Linked DNA regions of Homo sapiens: region 1 is linked to region 2. Evidence: chromatin loops called from intact Hi-C (ENCODE). Cell type or tissue: MCF 10A. All regions are shown on one strand. Links, peaks and the distances in the headings refer to the core of each region. The heading gives the core; the rest is flanking DNA.

Region 1 (10,015 bases), core at 2,096-7,095, 570 kb before region 2:
GTATGTGGCCCCAAATTTAGTGATAGAGCCTCATTCAGGGTTGCTGAGGAATGTAGGAAAGGGAGGAGGTCGTGAAAGAATATTACTTCAGTTTATTTAATAGTTAAATTCAGAGACTGGGGGTAACAACAAAATTTTAAAAAACAAAATTAAAGACAAAACACAACACCAGAGTAGGTAGAAAATAATTATCTTTTCCAGCATAGTCCTAATTCTGTGAACCACTCTTGCCCATAGGGTAGGCTCAGTGAGATGAAATGAAATACACTCTTGCAGGCCCGTGAAGGAGGATTCTGAGCCTAACCCAATTCCTTGGGTGCCACGTCTTAAATGAGATTATAATAGTGGTAATATTTAGTATCACAGCTCTGTTCCTTGCCTTGGTCTTAATGATGCTGCCCAGAGCTTAACCTTTAATGAGTTTATTTTTACTTCAGGAAAATGTCCTTGCCCAGCTAATTGTGTCTTTCCTAACTCGATTATATCTGGTCTCTCATGGGATAGCTTAAAAAGTTAAAAACATATCCGTGGTATTGTTCATATTTTTTTTCTGTCGGAGCCAGTTTTCAAAACTCCACAAAGTGAGTAAATACAACTTAAGCTCTTTGGAAATTCCTTGTCAGGAGAGTTTGAAAAAAAAGTGTCTTTAATTGACTATGGGACATGCAAGTTCAATTTAATTTCAAAGTGTAATGAAGTTAAGCTTTGCATGCTTTTATCTTATTAATTTCTTTTGGGTTTGTGGTTTTTTTTAAAAAGTGAAGATGGAAAAATAAAAGCTTCCAAGTAATCACTTTTCTTGGTGAAATTTGAGTTATGGATGGCATTTGCAGTAATACCATATTAACAGAATATGATATACCACCTGATATACATTGAGGTGTCCTAATTCAGCTGATTATTTGATCAGGCTGAGAAGAGAAGAAGAAGTCATTCCTTGCTTGCTTCTAAACACTTGCCTAGTTGAGAAAAAGTTGGAAGGTTGAAACACTTCCTTTCTGGACTCTCAAATATCACAAAAAACTATCATATCAGACTCAAAGATCACTTCTTCCAGGAAGCTTTTTTTCTCATCACCACCTCATAAACTAGGCTGGATGATGTTCCTAGGTGTTAATTTTCATAACACTGTAGGTATACATTTAACATCAGACTTAGACCATTTTTTGTGTTTGTAATGATCTGATTTTATATGTCCCCTAACTCTCTTATGGTGTGATATACTTAAGGGTAGAAACAATATCCTATTTAGCTTCCCATTGTCTTGTACAGGTCATGAAACAGAGTAGGCCCCTGGTGGTGACTGAATGAGCATTGCCTGCATCTCCACACATACATCTTAATTGGCAGATACTTGTGAGTGAGGCCTCTGAAGAGTGTTCATTTCATAATTACGGCACAGGTTCAATGATAGAGCACCTGAGGTCCTATGTCCCATAATTGGCTATTTGTGGGTGTTATAGACTGAATGTGTTCCCCCTCCCAAATACATATGTTGAAGTCCTAACCCCCAAAGTGATGGTATTTGAAGATAAGGCCTCTGAGGAGGTTATAAATGTTAAAGGAGGTCATAAGGGTGGGACCCTAATCTGATAGGGCTGGTGCCCTTATAAGAAAGAAAGAGCCACCAGAGGTCTCTTTCTCAGTCATTTGAGGACATAGCAAGAGAGCAGTTGTCTGCAAACCAGGAAGAGAACCCTCACTGGGAACCAAATTGGCGGGTACCTATATCTTGTACTTGCCAGCCTCCAGAGTATGTGTAAATTTAAACCACCCAGTCTGTGGTATTTTATTATGGCAATTTGAGCTGAGTAATGCATGGGGTAATTTTATTCACTGAGTGCACTTGTAGACAGGCCTCTACACAGCTCATTCAGTGAGTTTTGATGTAAAAGGCATCGATGTGTTATATCTGAGCAGGATAGCTTATATATCTCAGAACATCTACCTTAGTGTTAGTGCACGATTACCAACCAGATTGCCATTGCTAGATGGAGGATAATACTTAACCCAGCCTTGTGTATCTATTGTATTTAAAGTGTCAGTAAAGTTTATAACTAGAGTTTCTCATTTCCGTGGTCCTAGTTCCTGCAGAATAGATGAAAACATGTAATGAGCTGTCCTGAGTGTTAGCCTTTTCTGGGATGTACATTTGGCAAGCTTGCAATACAATGTAAGTGCAGTTTCTGGTAGAATCTCTAGCGAACACTTTTGGCCACACTCTGGGAGTTCTCTGTGACAAAATGAACTGGTTAGTCTGGATTAGTCAGTGCTGTAAACCAGTCACCATGATGGTCCCTTCATGCTTCAAAAATCATGGAAAGAGCCCCAGTAAATTGGAGATTTCCTGTACTGCCTTTACCCAGAAGCCACCTCTTGCCAGAGTTCAGGGCCCCTTACTCAGAAAATATTAAATCTGAGAAAAGATTGAAGCTAGGTCATTGCAAATCATGAGGGGTGTAAAGTATTCTGCTTTGAGCCCATCCCTCCTTGACAAATAAAAAACGCCAAGAAAGATGTGCTTGATGGGGCCAGCATCTCAATCTAGAATTCAGACTTTCATAGCTGAAGAATATCAAAGCCACTGTGACCTATGGAGTTTATACAGCATGGGGTAAAGCTGAAGTGAAGACATGTCTAGAGGTTGCAGGTGACTGGCCCTATCAGGAGTAAATAGAAACCATTCTGCCCTTTCCAAAGAAAGAGAGAACAGTCTGCTGGTTGAAGGCAAAGCATTGTTACTTTTGCAAAGAAAGTTAAACTTGCCAACGTCATTAGATGAAAAGACTATGTGTGTATTATTCTAACCACAAAGCAATGGCAGTGAGAGGAAGGCTCCTGCCAGCTGCTTCAGTGAGCCACAGTGGCACTGATGCTCTTTGAGTGGGAGGTTTCTGTTCATTTGCAAATGCGATGACATTTTCAGCTTTTTGTACCAGGAACGGAAGCACCTTGGGAAGCTTGTGGTTGAATGCATTCTCCCTAGAGAGCAGCAAATTAGGTTAAATTCATTTACTGATGGAGGCTCCAGGGGAAGGGGGACCCTGGGGAGGAGGGGGCAGATGATGTGTGGCAGTGACTTATTCTAGTTTGAATTGACTTAGAAAAAATGTATTTATTTGCTTCCTTTCTCCAACCTTCATCATTTCCTCCAAAGACTGCAAGCATAGACTTATACAACATGTCCTCTTTGCAGAAAGCTGTGAGGTGGTTGTGTGCTCTTGACCTGAGGGAGCAGGCCCAGAATCAATGAATGTGTGTGTAATTAAACTCCAGGGGATGAGACACCCGACTTCATCCAAATTAGAGATTCAATTCAACAGCAAGTTTGATAAAAAGGGAGGTCGGTAGTGACCAAACTAACCCTGCTACGTCGTTAACGAGGCTGAAGATGATTCCAAAATGGCTTAATGTGGCAGAAGTCTTCTCACAAGATGGCTATGATTCAAATAACCTTGGACAGCTGTGATGGAAGAGCAAATAAATAGCTCCTTTTACAAAAAAAAAAAACTCTGTCATCTCCTCTAGCCAAAGATATTAGAGCCCAGAGGAACCTTATTTGGTGCTGAGTCCACCCTTTCAATTTCCAAAAGAGAAAAGAACTCTGATAAGTTAAATGACTCCCATGGAATTGGAGATGTCAACTGAAGAATGATGAGGTTCATAAATGTGGAAACAAGAGCTTTATTTCTCATAAAGCGTTGCAACCTGCATGGTGGCCATTCTGACAGACTGGGAAGCATAGCCTCTGGCCAGGAGCCAAAAACAGACTCTTCAAGGGAGGAGAAAAGGGAACAGGAGTGTGTGCTGAGGTGGCCACATTTACATATTTAGTGAGCTATAAGAGGAGTCATAAATATTTTTAAAAGGAGAAACACACACATTCACAACTGAGCTTCATGATTCTCCAGGGGACCCATGTTCAAAATACAGCCTTGTTAGCGTGACCCGAGGGTGGTGTTTTCAGCCCTCTGATGACAAATGTGAAGCACAGGACACAAAAGCCCCTAATGTACACCCTCCATAGACTGGCCAGAACCACTTCATAGTCTGTGGTCTCTTATCAGGAAGAAATGCTGGTCAGCTGTTTTGTTAAAACCACAAAAGGGAGGGGCAGTCATTACTGGTTAGTTGATATCAGTGGTAGAGTCTCTGTAAAGGGCTGGTTTCTGTTTGGTCCTTAGGGAAGAAAGCTTAATGGTGATTATCAAGGGAGGGGATATTACAAGGAATGTCTGACCTCACATACTGTCATGACTGAGAACTCAATTTTCAAGATTACTCTGAGGTCCCCTTGGCCAAGAGGGGTTCTGTTCAGTCAGTTGGTGGATTTGGGATCTCATTTTTATTTCTCAGAGGCTTTTATTAATATGTTTCTCTGTGCTTTGATGCTTATGCCTCTCACTCTGTAATTCTGAACCCAACCATTGCCCTATAGGCGGTGTCTACAAACCAGGGGTCATCCAACAGTAACAATAAGAATATTTCCAAGTGCTGACGGAAAGAGCTCTAGATTTTTTTTGTCAACTCACTAGCAGATATTTGACTCACTGGAAGATTTTCTGCTGGGATAGAATATTTCACCTCTCTCAATAGCGGAGTTTTCATCTGCAAAATAAAGCAATAAACAACTAACCAAAATAGTAGTACTGCCATGGCTAAGCCACGACAGATGGCAGTGTTGCAGAAATAGGAAAAATGTTCCCTCTGGTGGTTGAAGATGGGAAACACACCCTTTCCTCTGGGCTGACTTTGCCCTAAGGAAGGCGACTGCCTTGGTGAGGGACTGAGTTTCATTCCCCAAGCTTTCATCCAGGCACACTTTTATAGCACACAAGCTACACACTCATATGTGGGAACTCTGGTACTCAACTACCTAGTACTCAAGCCTCAACTACCCAGGGAGTTAAGGGAGAACATAAGGAAGAACATCTACCTGTAAAAGTACGTTGTAAGTTTTAGCACTCCTTATCAATGCAAGTCCTATTAAGATATTGAAAGTGGAGGAATACAGGAAGATCCTTTATAGCAAAATTGGGCTTGGATATCTAAGTTGAAATTCATTCTACCACTAAGGGCTTTATACCAAAGTCAACCACATCCCTAGAAATGCAGTGTCCAGCTGGGTGTGGTGGCTCACGCCAGTAATCCCAGCACTTTGGGAGGCCGAGGTGGGTGGATCACAAGGTCAAGAGATCGACACCATCCTGGCCAACATGGTGAAACCCCATCTCTACTAACAGTACAAAAATTAGCTGGGCATGGTGATGCGCGCCTGTAGTGCCAACTACTCAGGAGGCTGAGGCAGGAGAATCCCTTGAAGCCAGGAGGAGGAGGTTGCAGGTTGCAGTGAGCTGAGATGATGCCACTGCACTCCAGCCTGGCAACACAGCAAGACTCCATCTAAAAAAAAAAAAAAAAGTTGTTTCCAAAATTGAACTGGATTTTCAATGAGTATTTTCTTGAGAAAGTTCCCTGAAGGATGATCATAAAGGTCTGTATGTCAGGATACATCCCAAGGAGAAGTGTCATTCCTCAGAGGCAGTCAGAGATGACTCCTGTTTGCATGGCATGTTAAGACCTTGATAATCCTGCATACATATGCATACATTCTTACAGTCACTGTCCCAGTGAATTATAATTATTTGAATAAATATGCATGTAAACATGAGTTAAAAAGCTAACTTGATAATTCTGTTGCTTCTTAGGATGGCTACATACCACAGGCAAGAAAATGGGAGAGCAACCACTGACAAGCTCATAGAAACAGGGCATGTGATATGTGAGTGACTGGAGAATGCAAGGAGTAACTCCTGACATGAGGACTCTAATCTCATGTATACAGACATGAAGGTTTACAAGTCTGTTGCCCTCTTCTCTGACTCTCTTCTCTTTAAAGAGGTGATATTTGAGCGGAGACCTGGGTGATGAGAAGGAGCCAGCCAATGTGCCAATCTGAGTATTAAATATTCCAGAAAGAGGAAATAGCCAGTGAAAAAGTCCATAGGCAGGTACAAATTCTGTGTGTTTTAAAAAAGAAATAGATTTGTATATTTGGATCTTAGTGAGTGAGAGAGATAGTGACTATGTATCAGAAATGCAGATGCTCCACCTACAGAAATTCCAAATCAACTAGTCTAGGGTGGTGCCCAGGCATCGGTGTTTGGGATTTTTGGTTGTTGTTGCTGCTGCTGTTGTTGATCTTGTTGTTATTTTAGGTTCTCCCAGTAATTCTAATCACAGACTAAAGATAACTGATATAGAGCTTTATAGGGTATGGGAAAAAGTTTGGCTTCTAAGAACTATAGAAAACCACAAAGAATTTTAAGCAGGGGAGTGATGTGATACAATCCATGATTAAAATTTCCCTCTTGATCCTGTGTAGAAGATGGATTGAAAGAGGAAAGGGTGGCAAGAATGAGGAAAACTGTGAGTAGGCAGTGGCAAATATCCATGAAGTCACTCTTGGTCTAGTGGAGAAAAAAATGGAAGGCTATGAGAAATGTTATTAAGGTGTTGTCCTTCACAGCTTTACCTAAAATGTTTATTTGCTGATGGATTGGATTAGATTTTGGGGTATGGGAAAAGACGAATGACCAACAGAATTTTGATTTAAGCAACTCAGTGCATTGTGGGGCCACTTATAGAAACAAAAGACACTGTGGTGTCACATGGGTGCACATGGGAGAAGGGAGTGGAAAAAACAATTCTGGTTTTGGCATGTTTTGTTGGAGATACACACACACACACACACACACACACACACACACTGGAAATACCTACACTGTAAATATATATGTGTGTATGTATGTATGTATATACACACACGCACTCATTATACACACACACTCCACATATATATACAATATATACATATATACACACACATATACATATATAGTGTGTGTATATATATACATATATACACACGTGTATATATATACATATATACACGTGTGTGTATATGTATATATACACGTGTGTATATATGTATATATACACGTGTGTATATATACATATATACACGTGTGTATATATATATACATATATACACACACACATATACATATATATATGTATGAGATTTCCAGTGTAGGTATCTGGTCGGCAGGTACACATTGGGATATTCACATTGGGAACTTAGGAGAGAGATCAGGTATATGTATAAACATTTGAGTTTATATGGTATATAGATGGTATTTCATGCCATAGGTTGAGATTTCTTCAAGAGCAAATGTGGACATAGTTTTCGGGTATGGTAATGTTTAGGGCATCCAAGGCAAGTAAGCACTTTTTGGGTGAATTAAAATTGAGTATAAATACTCTGTGCAGAACACTCTTACACTGGTATTAAAATATCTTTCCTGAAAATGAAAAGGAATCTGAAGTGGAAGAAAATGGAACTAAAGAATTTATTATATATAATTTTGCTGATTGATTTTTCTCTTATAAAAGAAATTGGATGGAAACATATATGAGAGGGGGGCAAGAATAAACTTTTCAATGGCAACACCCCTATATCATTTCATGTTATAGTAGCCAAATCTACCAAAGAGAATCATTGCAACCATTCCTGCCTCATGTCTCTTCCCAGGCTGGTCCTCTCTGCCAGGAAATACATAGGCATTTTCTGGTCCTAGTTTCCTTAAATTCTGATGCAAGCAGAAAATTGCCAGTTCTGTTACTGAGTAATTATAGCCCTATATCTGAAATAACTTAATGAGGTCTTCTAGCAGCCTTAATGCCAGACTTAATAATGAAATGAGTCCTCCACCAACATGGCCCCAAGGCACCAAGTGGCCGTGGGGTTGGGGCTTCCCAGAGAATCATGAGAAATTTCTCCATCCTGCAAGTGTATCAATAATTTACCTGCCTTCCCAATCTTATATGATCTGTTAATTGATTCACCTAAGTAACAGACTTCAAATCGGGAAACACCACCCCTGGGGCAAAGTGATGATTTTCTGAAGAGTACGCAGTCAGGGCTTAATTTGCAGATCTTCCAGTTCCATCTGTACTGTTTCCTAAAATTGAACTGCCTAAGAACTCATACTTCTTACGCTTTTTCAAATAAAGTAAGCTTGTCAGCACTGGGACACTGTCTATAATGACAGTAAACCCTGTGGTTTACTGAAACCTTCCAAGTGCTAAACAAGGGGCCATTTGAAATATTAGTTTAGGTGTTGAGAAAATGGATAACTATCCTGATTCAGTAATCAAATCTTTCTGAAAGTCAGGTTTTCCAGTTCTTTTCTTTCCACAAAATTGAAGGTAGACCTCATTGACTTGTCAGTTGTTGGATGACTAAAAATAATTTTTGCTGATGAATCACTGTGGTTTTGATATACAACTTGGAAAAAGTGCAAAAAAAAGAGTGACAAGGCTATTACAAAACTTCCATTCATGTCAATTTATTTATAAGAAAAAATTTCTCAGTTGTAAGCATTTATTAAAATGAAAAATAGGAATGTACTTGAGGCTGAATCTCATTTATCCTAGTGGTTGGTCATATTTATTCATGGATACATTAAGTAATTGTGGGAGGAGTAGCCATTCATCTCATTAAAGCTGCATGCTGAATTATAATTTTAAATCCAGTAATCATCAAAATGTAGACTATAATTTATTGTTTTGATCAATGTTGTACTTAAAATTGTAATGAAAACTCAATCCAAACAAAAATCTTTAACACTTTGAGTTATGGAAATTTTTTTTGGTAAAGATTACTAAAGACTGCACAATAAAACATGTTAAAGCATAAAATTGTATTGTATTAGGCTAAAATTCTATGAGGAAAATAAAATGGAAATACTGTTTGAAGGGGCAAAAGGAAGGTTACAAAATTTGTTAAAGAAGGCAAATTTGTATGTTTTTGTATTTGTGTATACAAATCAGTGGGGTTTTTTTCTCAAATAAATGATAGGATTTAATCACTATGGCATCAAATTATCACTCTTCAAATGACAGCTGAGGAGCACCTAACTGAGCTGGCAAGAGAAGTCAAGAAAGAGTTTCAGATGAGGTGATGCCACAGCTGAGTCTCAGAAGACAAGCAGGAATTCACAGGGTGAAGAAAAGAAGGGCAGGATTTCTAGACTGAGGGTGCATCTGGCTTTCCCAAATAGCCCTCATGAGGCTTGGCCTGTATAGAGAAATTTAAATTTCTCAGTTAGACTCCTAAGAAAGGTGCCTGTTAGAGCCAGGCAAGGAGTGACTGGCAAACAAAATGAGCAATTTTGGGGTAGGGGGTATCCAGACAGGTCCCAATTGGCCTGCAGAACAAAGAAGCACCCCTGGGGAAGGTGAGCTTTGGCTAAGCAGCTTAGTTAATTTTTAGATGTCCCTGTGTTCCTAAAACTCTGTGACAGAAAGACTTGGGTATTTACTGCTTTGTGAGCACAGGAGTTAGCATAGTCTTTCATTAAAGGTCAAACCAACCCAGGGAGAAGTATATAAGTCCCATATCTGGCTGGCAGGAAAAGGAGACAGGACCTTGAATTTTCAAAAGTGTGCATATATGAATCCAAGTTGGCATTATACTGCCAGGCTGCCTGAAATGGATAGGTAGAATGGGTAGGTGGTATTAGGGAGAAGAAACACGATTCTCCTTGATTTCCTCTCCTATTTCTTGTCATCCAATGTCCACTAAATGATCTGACAAGGGGAGGTGGTTAGAAGGAGAATGGAATTAGAGGAAGAAAACAGACATAGATTGAGTGCCTACTTACATGCTTTAAACTTCAGCACCATATAATCCTTGAACTCCTGGGCTAGATGTAGGGCTCCTTCTTTGTGCTTCTAAGGTTGCTTGTGCAGAATTCTAACTTGATTTTCTCTATTCTGCAGGGATTTTTTTTCCTTGTGTATATGCCCCCTCAAAATCAAGACTTTCTTAAAAACAGAGGTTATATATTCTAACATTCTGGACCCCTAACACAGGACTTAGCCTAGTAGGCACTCAAATGCTTAATTAACTGAATTTTATTTCTTCAGTGGTGTTTTACATTAAATGCCT
Region 2 (10,015 bases), core at 2,059-7,058:
ATGTATGCACATTGCCCAAAGCTTTCCCCTTCATCTTCATAAGCCTCTTGCTTTTTATTCCTCTGTTGCAGACACTCAACACTGAAAGCACATGTCAGGGGTGTTTCTTGACCTATGGCCCATATAAGGCTTAATCTTGCTATAGTTAAAAGAGATCTACTACAAGGGCATAGGGCATATACTCAGAGACTTCACCACTTAAGCAAGAATGTGTCCTCAGAGGCTAAAAGTAGCTAGACAGATTATCCCCTAAGCCCAGGATCTTTGGTTCTGATCCCCAAAACTAAGTCAGTCTTTACAAATTTTATTTGCATTCAATTTGTGAATATGACCCCAAAATATGATTACCAGACAGAAAAGTATATAAAAAGTGCCATTCTCTCTGCTAAAGAGATATTTGCATTTTTTAATTCAATAGCTGTATACGAAGCCCTCCTCAGTGGGAATATGGTGTGTGCCATCTCCCAACCCCCCAAATAAGTGCAGCATGCTCCAGTTCTTCCCCCATCAACATGGTCCAGATCAGATTCTCCAAATTCCATAGGGCCCTGCCTGCCTCTGGACCTTGAAAAGCCAGACTTACCACAAGTAGCTATTATAATAACCCTGTTCCCCATGTCCCCAACTTCACCTTATAAGACTTCCTTTCTTCTCTGGGAGAGTCCAATCAGTACCTTGAACAGTTCCATGGCTTCCGACAGGGAGCATTACATACCTGTTGGTTTGTTCTGTAAGCAGGCTGGGATCCCTCATTCCTGATTTCTTTCTCTGGTCTTTCTAACGCTATTTCTTCTTCCTCCTCATCACTCTCTTCACAATAGGAATCAAATGCATCAGCGTAGTACTCTTCAGCCACAAGTGGGTCTTCTGGGATCTCTGAAATAATGAACAAACAGTCAGATACTACCAGTTATTAAAATTATAATGAGGTAAGAATACTGTATCTTTTCACAGGGATGTATATTTTGCTTGCGTTGACAAAGCTTCCATGGAGTGTAGAGCTGAATCTCAGCTTCCTGGAAGTATTTGGTTGAATGTAATAAACACTCAGCAAAATAAAACCAGTAGAGGAAAGGAGGAACATTTCCATTAGCAACTACCGTTTGAAGGTAAGAAAAAAATCATTAAATAAGAATAAATAATATGCTTTAACATTTTGACATTTGGAGGCATGAATCCTTATTAAAAATGAGGAAATTTAGGGGCAAAGGTAGGACAAGATGTCCTGGCTGAAGGGTCCTATTACACAACACACATAAAGTTTTTAGCATAGGAAGTTGGAGCAAAACTACCACAGCATTTTTCCTAGATATTTCTTTTTTTTTAAATGTTACTGGTAGGACCAAACAAGATGAATAGGATATATAGCAGCATCATTTTGGCAAGCTGGGAAAAACACAATTCTTTTCTAACAGGTAATGATGGCTTTTGAGATGGAGTTCACTCTGGTGGGTCCTACTTACTCAACCTTACATTCAGCACTTATTTTAAAAAAGAATACCCACCTAAGCTGATGACAATAAGCATCTACCCAAGTTACTTGATGCAACATTGTTAGTAACTAGAATAAAGTTGGTGTTTATAACAATCTTCAGTGAAGAAAGGCCATGAATGGATCACAAGAAAGCATAACAATATAATTTACTAATGGGGGGCTAGAAATAAAGAACTACCCAAACAACTACCCTTGGGCTGGGGGAGGAGAAAATTAGAATACTCAGCTGCAGCAAAACAATGGGCATTTTAGACTTTGCACCATACTCAGACTTAAAATTAAAATTTTTCTTCCAAATTGTAACACATTATTTTTCAATCTATTGTTGCTATTTCTGGTCTAGTGGGAAAAATATGAAATTTGGGGTCAGAAAATCAAGGCTAGAATCTAGCTCTTCCACTTTTTAGATGAAAATTTGTGCAAGAGACTTAAACTCACAGAGCTCCAATTTCTGTGATAAAATTAACATAAGTGTAATCTAGTAGAGTGGCTGCTGAGATTGAGTAATAGAATTCTCATGAAAGCATCGGTATGCAGGGAAGTTTCATACAAATGTTCACTCAATTTCCAAGTCTGTACAAATGGGCTTTTCATTAAATGAGTCCAGAATCCTTTGAAAGTAAGATACTTAATGGATGTAGAATTCCCTGGAAATAGAAGATGTTAAAATGTGTTTGTTATCTATGGTTTCCCACTAAAACATAAAAGGCTGCTGTACAGTAGAATAAAAATTAGTCAGCTCAAAAGACAAAAATTACATATATTCAAAATTGCCTTTGCCAGTTCCTTAGAAAGCAGTGTACTAGGGATCTCATACCTTCTCTCAGCAATTTCAACACAGCGTATTTTTTTTTTTCACATCAGTTCAGATCACTGATTTTCAGCTGAGCAACAGATGAGATAGAATACTGTTATGGAGAAGCCATAGTTTTTATTATTTTTATTATTTATATTGAAATAATATATATTATTTTTATTAAACGTGGCTTCTAGTCATTATATCAAGAAGACACCTGCACGTGTCTGTATGTACACATATATATATAACATACCTATACACATATGTACATGCATATAGAACTTCAATACCTTTTGCATACAAGTGGTTTTTGGTTACATGGGTGACTTTTGTAGTGGTGAAGTCTGAGATTTTAGTGCACCCTCACCGAGTAGTATACACTGTACCCAATATGTAGTCTTTTATCCCTTACCTCCCTCCCACCCTCCTCCCTTCTGAGTCTCCAAAGTCCATTATCCCACTCTGCATGCCTCTGTGTACCCATAGCTTAGCTCCCACTTATAAGTGAGAACATATGGTATTTGGTTTTCCATTCCTGAGTTACTTCACTTAGAATAATGGCCTCCAGCTCCATCCAGGTTGCTGCAAAAGACAGTATTTCATTCTTTTTTTAATGGCTGAGTAGTATTGCATGGTGTATATATGCCACATTTTCTTTATCCACTCATCAGTGATGGGCAGTTATGTTGGTTCCATATCCTTGCAATTGTGAATTGTGTTGTGATAAACATAAACGTGCAGGTGTCTTTTTGCTGTAATGACTAGAAGCCATGTTAATAAAGATCTTCATTTTACTTACACTGAGAACGACAAGAGAATCACAGCATGAGAAGTGTATGAAAACTAAAATCTCCTGAGAGATCTCCAGTTCTGCCATCAAGTAGGGACATGTGCTTGCTGAGTGGAATGAAAGACAGAACCATATGATGTCTTCCTTCTCTTGCCCACCCTCAACTCTCCCTGAATCTCTGTGTCTCTTTCTCTGAGTTGTCCATTCTCCCTCTTTCCCCACTCTTTTCTACTTCCTCTCCCTCTCGAGTCTCTTTGTCCCTTTGACAGTTATTCATTCTCTCACTCATTCATATTTTTCCCTCTTGCTCTCCCATTTTTTCTTTATCTTCATTCCTCCTTGTCCACTCCCTTGGCTTTCAAACTACGACATGGTAAGAAATATCATTTACATTGTTGCCCAGTGCACAGAAATGTGCTTATATATGTATGTTTATAAATATCTTTATAGTCGAAACAAAAGTTTCATACACCAAGACCTATTTACCCAAACTACATATGACACACTCTGGTGTTTTTCATCCTGTTCAATTATTTTTTTAATGCTGGTTGCAACTCACTAAACTGACCTCTCAACCTGCAGTTTGAAAAACACCCCAACCTAGCTAGAGAGGCCAACATTCAGAAACACTCCTTTAGAATGCTGGCTTTGGCATAAAAACAAAATCTGCATTTAAATCAAGCCTCTAGCAATAGCTCTGTAACACTGTGTTATTTAAGCTTTCTGCACTTCAGTTTTCTCATCTATAAAATAAAGATGATAATATTCATCTCATGGAATTGTTGTGAACATTACATAGTATAATGGATGCAAAGTATGTATCAAATAAGGCAAACACTCAGTAGTTTTTCCTGTAATACCCAACACCAGGAAGAAATAAGTCATGCATCACTTAACAACGAGGATATGTTCTGAGGAATATGTCATTCAGGTGATTTCATCATTGTGTGAACATCATAGAGTGTACTTATTACAAACCTCGATGGTATAACCTACTACACATCTATGTTTATGTGGTATAGCCTATTGCTCCTAGGCTACAACCCTGTACAGCATGTTACTACACTGAATACTGTAGACAATTGTAATACAGTGGTAAGTACTTGTGTATCTTAACATTAAAAATGTACAGTAAAAATACAGTATAAAAGATTTTTTAAATGGCACATCTGTACAGGGCTGTTACCATGAATGGAGCACGCAGGACTGGAAGTTGCTCTGGGTGAGTCAGTGAGTGAGTGGTGAGTGAATGCGAAGGCCTAGAACATTACTGTACGCTACTACAGACTTATAAACACTGGACACTTAGGCTACACTACATTTATAAAAAATGTTTTCCCTTCTTCAATAATAAATTAAGCAGCTTACTGTACATTTTTTAAACTTCTTGACTCTATTGTAATAACACTTAGCTTAAAACACAAACACATTGTACAGCTGTACGAAAATATTTTCTTTTTTTCATATCTCTCCTAACTAGGAGATAGTCAATAAGCATTTTTTCTTTCTTTTTCTTTTTCAACTATTTTGTTAAAAATGAAGACACAAACATACACATTAGTCTACTGCTACACAGCGTCAGGATCACTGATACCACTGTCTTCCACCTCCACATCTTGTCCCACTACAAGGTCTCTAGGGGCAGTAACACACACGGAGCCTCCATCTACTGTGATAACAGTGCCTTCTTCTGAAATACCTCCCGAAGGACCTGCCCAAGGCTGTTTTACAGTTAATTTTTTTTAATAAGTAGAAGGAGTACACTTTAGAAAAATGATAAAAAGTATAGCAAGCCAGGCATGGTGGCTCACTCCTATAATCCCAGCACTTTGGCAGGCCGAGGCAGGCAGATCACCAGAGGTCAGGAGTTCGAGAACAGCCTGGGCAACATGGAGAAACCCAATCTTTACCAAAAATACAAAAAATTAGCTGGGTGTGGTGGCGCACACCTGTGGTCCCGGCTAACTGGGAGGCTGAAGTGGGAGGATCACTTGAGCCTGGAAGGTGGAGGATGCAGTGAGCCGAGATCGTGCCACTGCACTCCAGACTGGGTAACAGAGTGAGACCACACCTCAAAAAAAAAAAGTATAGTAAATACATAAAGCAGTAACAGTCATTTGTCATCACTATACTGTACATAAATATATGCATTACACTTTTATATGACTGGCAGTGTAGTAGGTTTATTTACCCAGCATCACCACAAGTATGTGAGTGGCTATGTTGCTCTGCAATGTTATGATGGCTATGATAGCACTAGGTGTTGGGAATTTTTCAGCTTCATTAACTGGACCACCATTGTACATGCAGTCTGTCATTGACCAAAAGATTGTTATGCAGTGTATGACTGTATTAGACAATTGCAAATATATACTCAAGTTTAAAATATTTATTTATTTTAAATAGAATAATTTCTCAAAATCCATACTGAACCCAACTGAAATGGGCAATATGGAATCTCGCCTCTCTGTGGTTTCCTTTCTGTGGACTCCACAGGAACCCGCAGGCATTTCACCACACTGTTCACCTCCCACTGTCCTTCCTGTCCACTGATTCCGTCAAGGTTTCCTTCAAGCAGCTCAGAAGAAACCTCTGCAAGGGGGGTTGACAAATATGTTCTGTAAAGGGCTAGATAGTAAAACAATTTTAGGCTTTGCAGATTACGTGGTCTCTGTCACAACTACCCAACTCTGCCTTTGTAGTGTGAAAACAGACAATACATAAATAAATGAGTGTGGCTATGTCCCAATAAAACTTTATTTACAAACATAGGCAGTGGACCAAGTCATATCTCTACAACACAGACAAACCTTTCTTTTGTTAAAACACTAAGCTCCTCTTCCCAAAACGTAGCTCATTGTGTACAGACAGCCTTAGTCCCTTTCCCTCTCCTACCTAAGATTTCCTCCTAGAAGGGGAAGAAGGAAAGAAGTGGCCAGGGAAAAGTGCCATTCTGCCACCTAAGTTATGAAACAAACTGGAATGAATCTGTCTCCAGTATTTCTTAAGTAAGCACCACTAATTTGGTGCTGCCCACAAAAGGACTCATTTTCATTTTCAAAGGGAAAAGTCAAAAAAAACGTAAGTCCGTTCAAACTGTGTTTGTCACGCCTCATGTTTTTCATACATAGACCCAACTTGAAGCCTTCTTAGCTTAAGATTCCTTTCTCCTGTCACTAAGGGGAAAAGAGTCTGATAAACAGCTTTAATTTCCTTGCACCCTGAAGTCAGCCTCATAATGGGTATACTGGAGTGGCATTCCAGATCTTCTGTATGCCAGGCAAGCAGTAACAGAATGTGTTTATGAAGGAATCCAATAATGGCTGCACGAGTTTGGACACAGATGTTTCAAATCCATGCTGGAAAAACGAAGACATCACCCTGTTCCAGGAAAATGATGGCCTTTATCAGATCCTTCAATTAAGACCCAAATAAATGCCTTTCTCTAAGACTTGTGTGAGCATCAGGATCACCTGTGGGCTTGTTAAAACGGATCTCTGGGTCCCACCCCAAGACTTGCTGATTCAGCAGGTCTGGTGTGGTACCTGAGAATCTGCATTACTCACAAGTTCCCAGCTGATGCTGATGCTGCTGGTTTGGAGGCTGCCCTCTCAGAATCACTGCTCTAGAATGTGACTAGTTCAAATAAGAGTATACACTATAATAAAATCTAAAAGATTTTATACTATTTCTACATATTTCAACCTTTGTATGTTAAAGACAAAACATAAACGTAAGAAAAACTTTACCTTAGAAGAGCTCGAGTTACTGTGCTATTAGTTGTCTAAATTACTTAAAATCTCCATAGAGGTATAAGTAATTCAACTACTCCCATTTTGTTGATAGAAAAGAACAAAGCTAAGGGTGAGCAGCCCAAAGTTATAATCTTTATATTTGTGTGCATTTTACAGTTTAAAAAGCATGCTGATATACATTTGATACCACAAAAATTTGATACCATTTAATAGCACAAAGATACCATTTGATCTTTGCAACAACTCTTCAATGTAGACTAGAATGACATTTTTCTGCCCACTTTTCAGATAGGAAAAGTAAGGTTCAGACAAGCTAATGACCAACCGAAGGTCACACTGCTGCATCTGAATCCCCTTTCTTTCACTGAATAAGTCTATTTATGGTTAGTTAGAAATTTTCATCTTTGCTAGTAAAACCATTTCAGAAAGGTCATGATTATCTTTCTTGTAGCTCTGAAAGATATTAGACAACAAGGGATAGACTTTTGACTTACGAGATAGAAAAACTGAAGCTTAGTCATCCTGGTAAACCGTCTTAAGGGAGCTGGGAGAATCAGATTCAGCCTGAGCCTAGTTCTCACTACCATCTATCTCAGATGTGTCAAACTTGAGTGTGCCTCAGAATCAGCTGGAAGCCTTGTTAAAACAGATTCTTGCTCCCACACCCAGTGTTTCTGATTCAGTAGGTCTGGAATGGGGCTTGAGATTCTGCATTTCTAACTATGCCACTCGTCTGGAAACACACTTTGAGAACTATTGCTCTATCTTATAGAACCTTCGAGGAGAAAATGACATACAGATGCAACTGTTAAATGAAAAACTCCCTGTCACTTCATCTACTGCATTAGCTCTTTAAACTGCTAAAACGATCCAGATATACATTAACAATTTTTTTAAAAAAGAGTGTTTTCATAAAACAGGAACTTTGCCTGAAGAGAAAACCAAGTTTCCTCTAAAGGAACTTAGTTCCTTTTAGACATTTAGAAGATCTCAGCCTGTGGGCCCACCACCATCCCAGATGGTTTTAACCATTAGAATGCCTTAAGCAAATCCATGTGACAGGCTTCCCAGAATGGTTCTTAAAGGGTGGTCCCCAGAATAGCAAGAACAACATCACCTGGGCTCTTATTAAAAATAAAAATTTCCAAATTTGCCTATACCTCCAACCTACTGAATCAGAAACTGGGATGAAGGTCCAGCAATGTGTGGTTTGACAAGCTCTCCAGGTGATCCTGATGCACCCTTAAGTTTGAGAACCACTAATTCAGCACAATGACTGGCACTTTATGTCTGCTGAAATAAAAATCCCTTCTAATATTCCAGGTAGATGGTAAGCTCCAGGAGGGCAGAGGCCACACCCATCCTGCTTACCATGGTATCCCCAACACATGATTCAAAGCAGACACCCAAAACTTCTTGCTGAATAAATGAGTACATAAATCTCTAAGAGATAAGGACTTTCAAATTGCCACATAATATCATATACAAAGAATTAACTAATCCTTTGGGAGAGTAACGTGGAGAGGGGAAGCTGAGGAGAGGAAGGAGATACAGATGTTTTTCCTAAGACTCCCCCACCCCTTTCCTCTTTTTCACATACTTTGAACTTATATCTCAGATGTAGTCATACCTTCGAACTGCAAAAAATGTCTTCATCGTACTAAAACTTCCAGTTACATCCTGCAGGCCCACTCAGTCAAGTCCCAGAACTCAGTCAAGAGGACCCAGAGTGTGACAGCAAATGCTGTTAGGCTGGAGCTTTCTCCAGGTGCCCTAGAGTCTGCCCCGGACACCCTGCCTCTCTCTGCATATCTAATCATAGTTCAGCATTAAAGTTTGCGGAGCTGGCTGTCATGGGGCAGACAGAGGGTGGGTGGTGGGAGCCCTCAGCAGAAGGCAGCTACCAAAAGATGTCCATCTCTATTTGTCCTTTCTTTTCTAGTTTTCTGAAGAGGGTAATGGCTTTATTACACCAAGCCAGAAAATACTGAACAAGGCTATTATAAGGCTCTAATAAGAACAAACTGATTTATTCTTGTATCTCAATGTGGCCTCTATGAAGACCATGTTCATTCATTACAAATTGGGAGTGGCAGTGCTTAGAATGATTACAGTTATTATTTGTATTAACATGACAGCCATCAAAGCATTTCTTAATTTCCCAAAAATAACATTTGTGGGTGTGAAAAACTGCTCAAATTCATTTTTAATAAAAACATTAAAAATAAAAATATTATTTTCTCATATGTATAGGAAACCTATGATTAATATGCTACAACGTCCCCAAAACCATAAGATTTTTTTTTACCTTTTACATAAGGTAAAAGTCAATACTTTGAGAAGACACACAGACATAGGCATTGTGCTGAGTTGCCTCAATTTCCCCCAGAAGCTCCATTTTGTATAAGGTAAGCACAATTTAGATGAAAACAAAACAAAACAAAACAAACAAAAAACCAAAAAGAAATTGAAGTCAAAGTTAACTGGTGACATCTGCTGCTTCTGAGAAAAACTGCCTTGCAACAGAAGTGATGATACAAAGTAGTGACTAGGAGGACCACCTGTAGGGTCAGATGGCAATCAAATTCTGCCTCCGTTGCTTATTGGCTGTGTGACCTCAGGTGGGCTACTTCACTTCTCTGGGTCACGGTGTTCTCATTTGTAAGTGGGTGTAGTGGCTACTATCAATGCCCCACACAAATTCTCTTCCCAGACACACTCCAAAGTATAATTGGCACACCCTCGTCTGCTAGCTGCTGTGCATGTTGGCTGCTGTATTAAGTCAGCCAGAGCTGTAATGAGAAGATACCACAGATTGGGTGATTTAAACAATAGAAATTTATTTCCCAGAGTTCTGGAGGTTGGAGATTAAGGGGCCAGCAGGGTTGGATTCCTCTGAGGCCTTTCTCCTTGGCTTCCCTCTTGCTGCTTCTTCACAAGGTCATCCTCTGTGCATGCATACCCTGGTGTCCCTGTGTCCTAATCTCTTATTCCTCTTTTTTTTTTTTGTATACTTTAAGTTTGGGGATACATGTGCAGAACATGCAGGTTTGTTCCATGGATACACACGCGTCCTGATGGTTTGCTACACCCAGGTTTGCTGCACCCATCAACCCATCATCCACATTAGGTATTTCTCCTAATGCTGTCCCTCCCCTAGTCCCCCACCCCCTGAC

The links. Hi-C counts contacts between places; a loop is a spot of excess contacts. Peaks named below come from ENCODE experiments on the same cell type or tissue, not always from the same donor. Only the 100,000 strongest peaks of a DNase experiment are listed, where the experiment ranks them.
Region 1: a loop joins it to region 2, with 2.9 times the contacts of the local background. A loop is called at or near these places in 3 of 110 quality-filtered maps.

What each region holds. Positions count from the first base shown.
Region 1 is chr3:131,789,648-131,799,662 of GRCh38, reverse strand. The region is part of intron 2 of CPNE4 (copine 4); the gene reads left to right. Among named protein-coding and RNA genes, the nearest start is that of MIR5704, 190 kb to the left of the region's middle. RefSeq lists enhancers at 2,970-3,019, 2,613-3,149. In MCF 10A, for the core only: a CTCF peak has its summit at 4,691 (motif pointing left); a DNase peak (open chromatin) is centred at 4,712.
Region 2 is chr3:131,219,389-131,229,403 of GRCh38, reverse strand. It overlaps NEK11 (NIMA related kinase 11), which reads right to left. Exons shown (of 18, transcript NM_024800.5): 15 at 716-876. Among named protein-coding and RNA genes, the nearest start is that of NUDT16-DT, 160 kb to the left of the region's middle. In MCF 10A, for the core only: no CTCF peak of the experiment used is centred there; no DNase peak of the experiment used is centred there.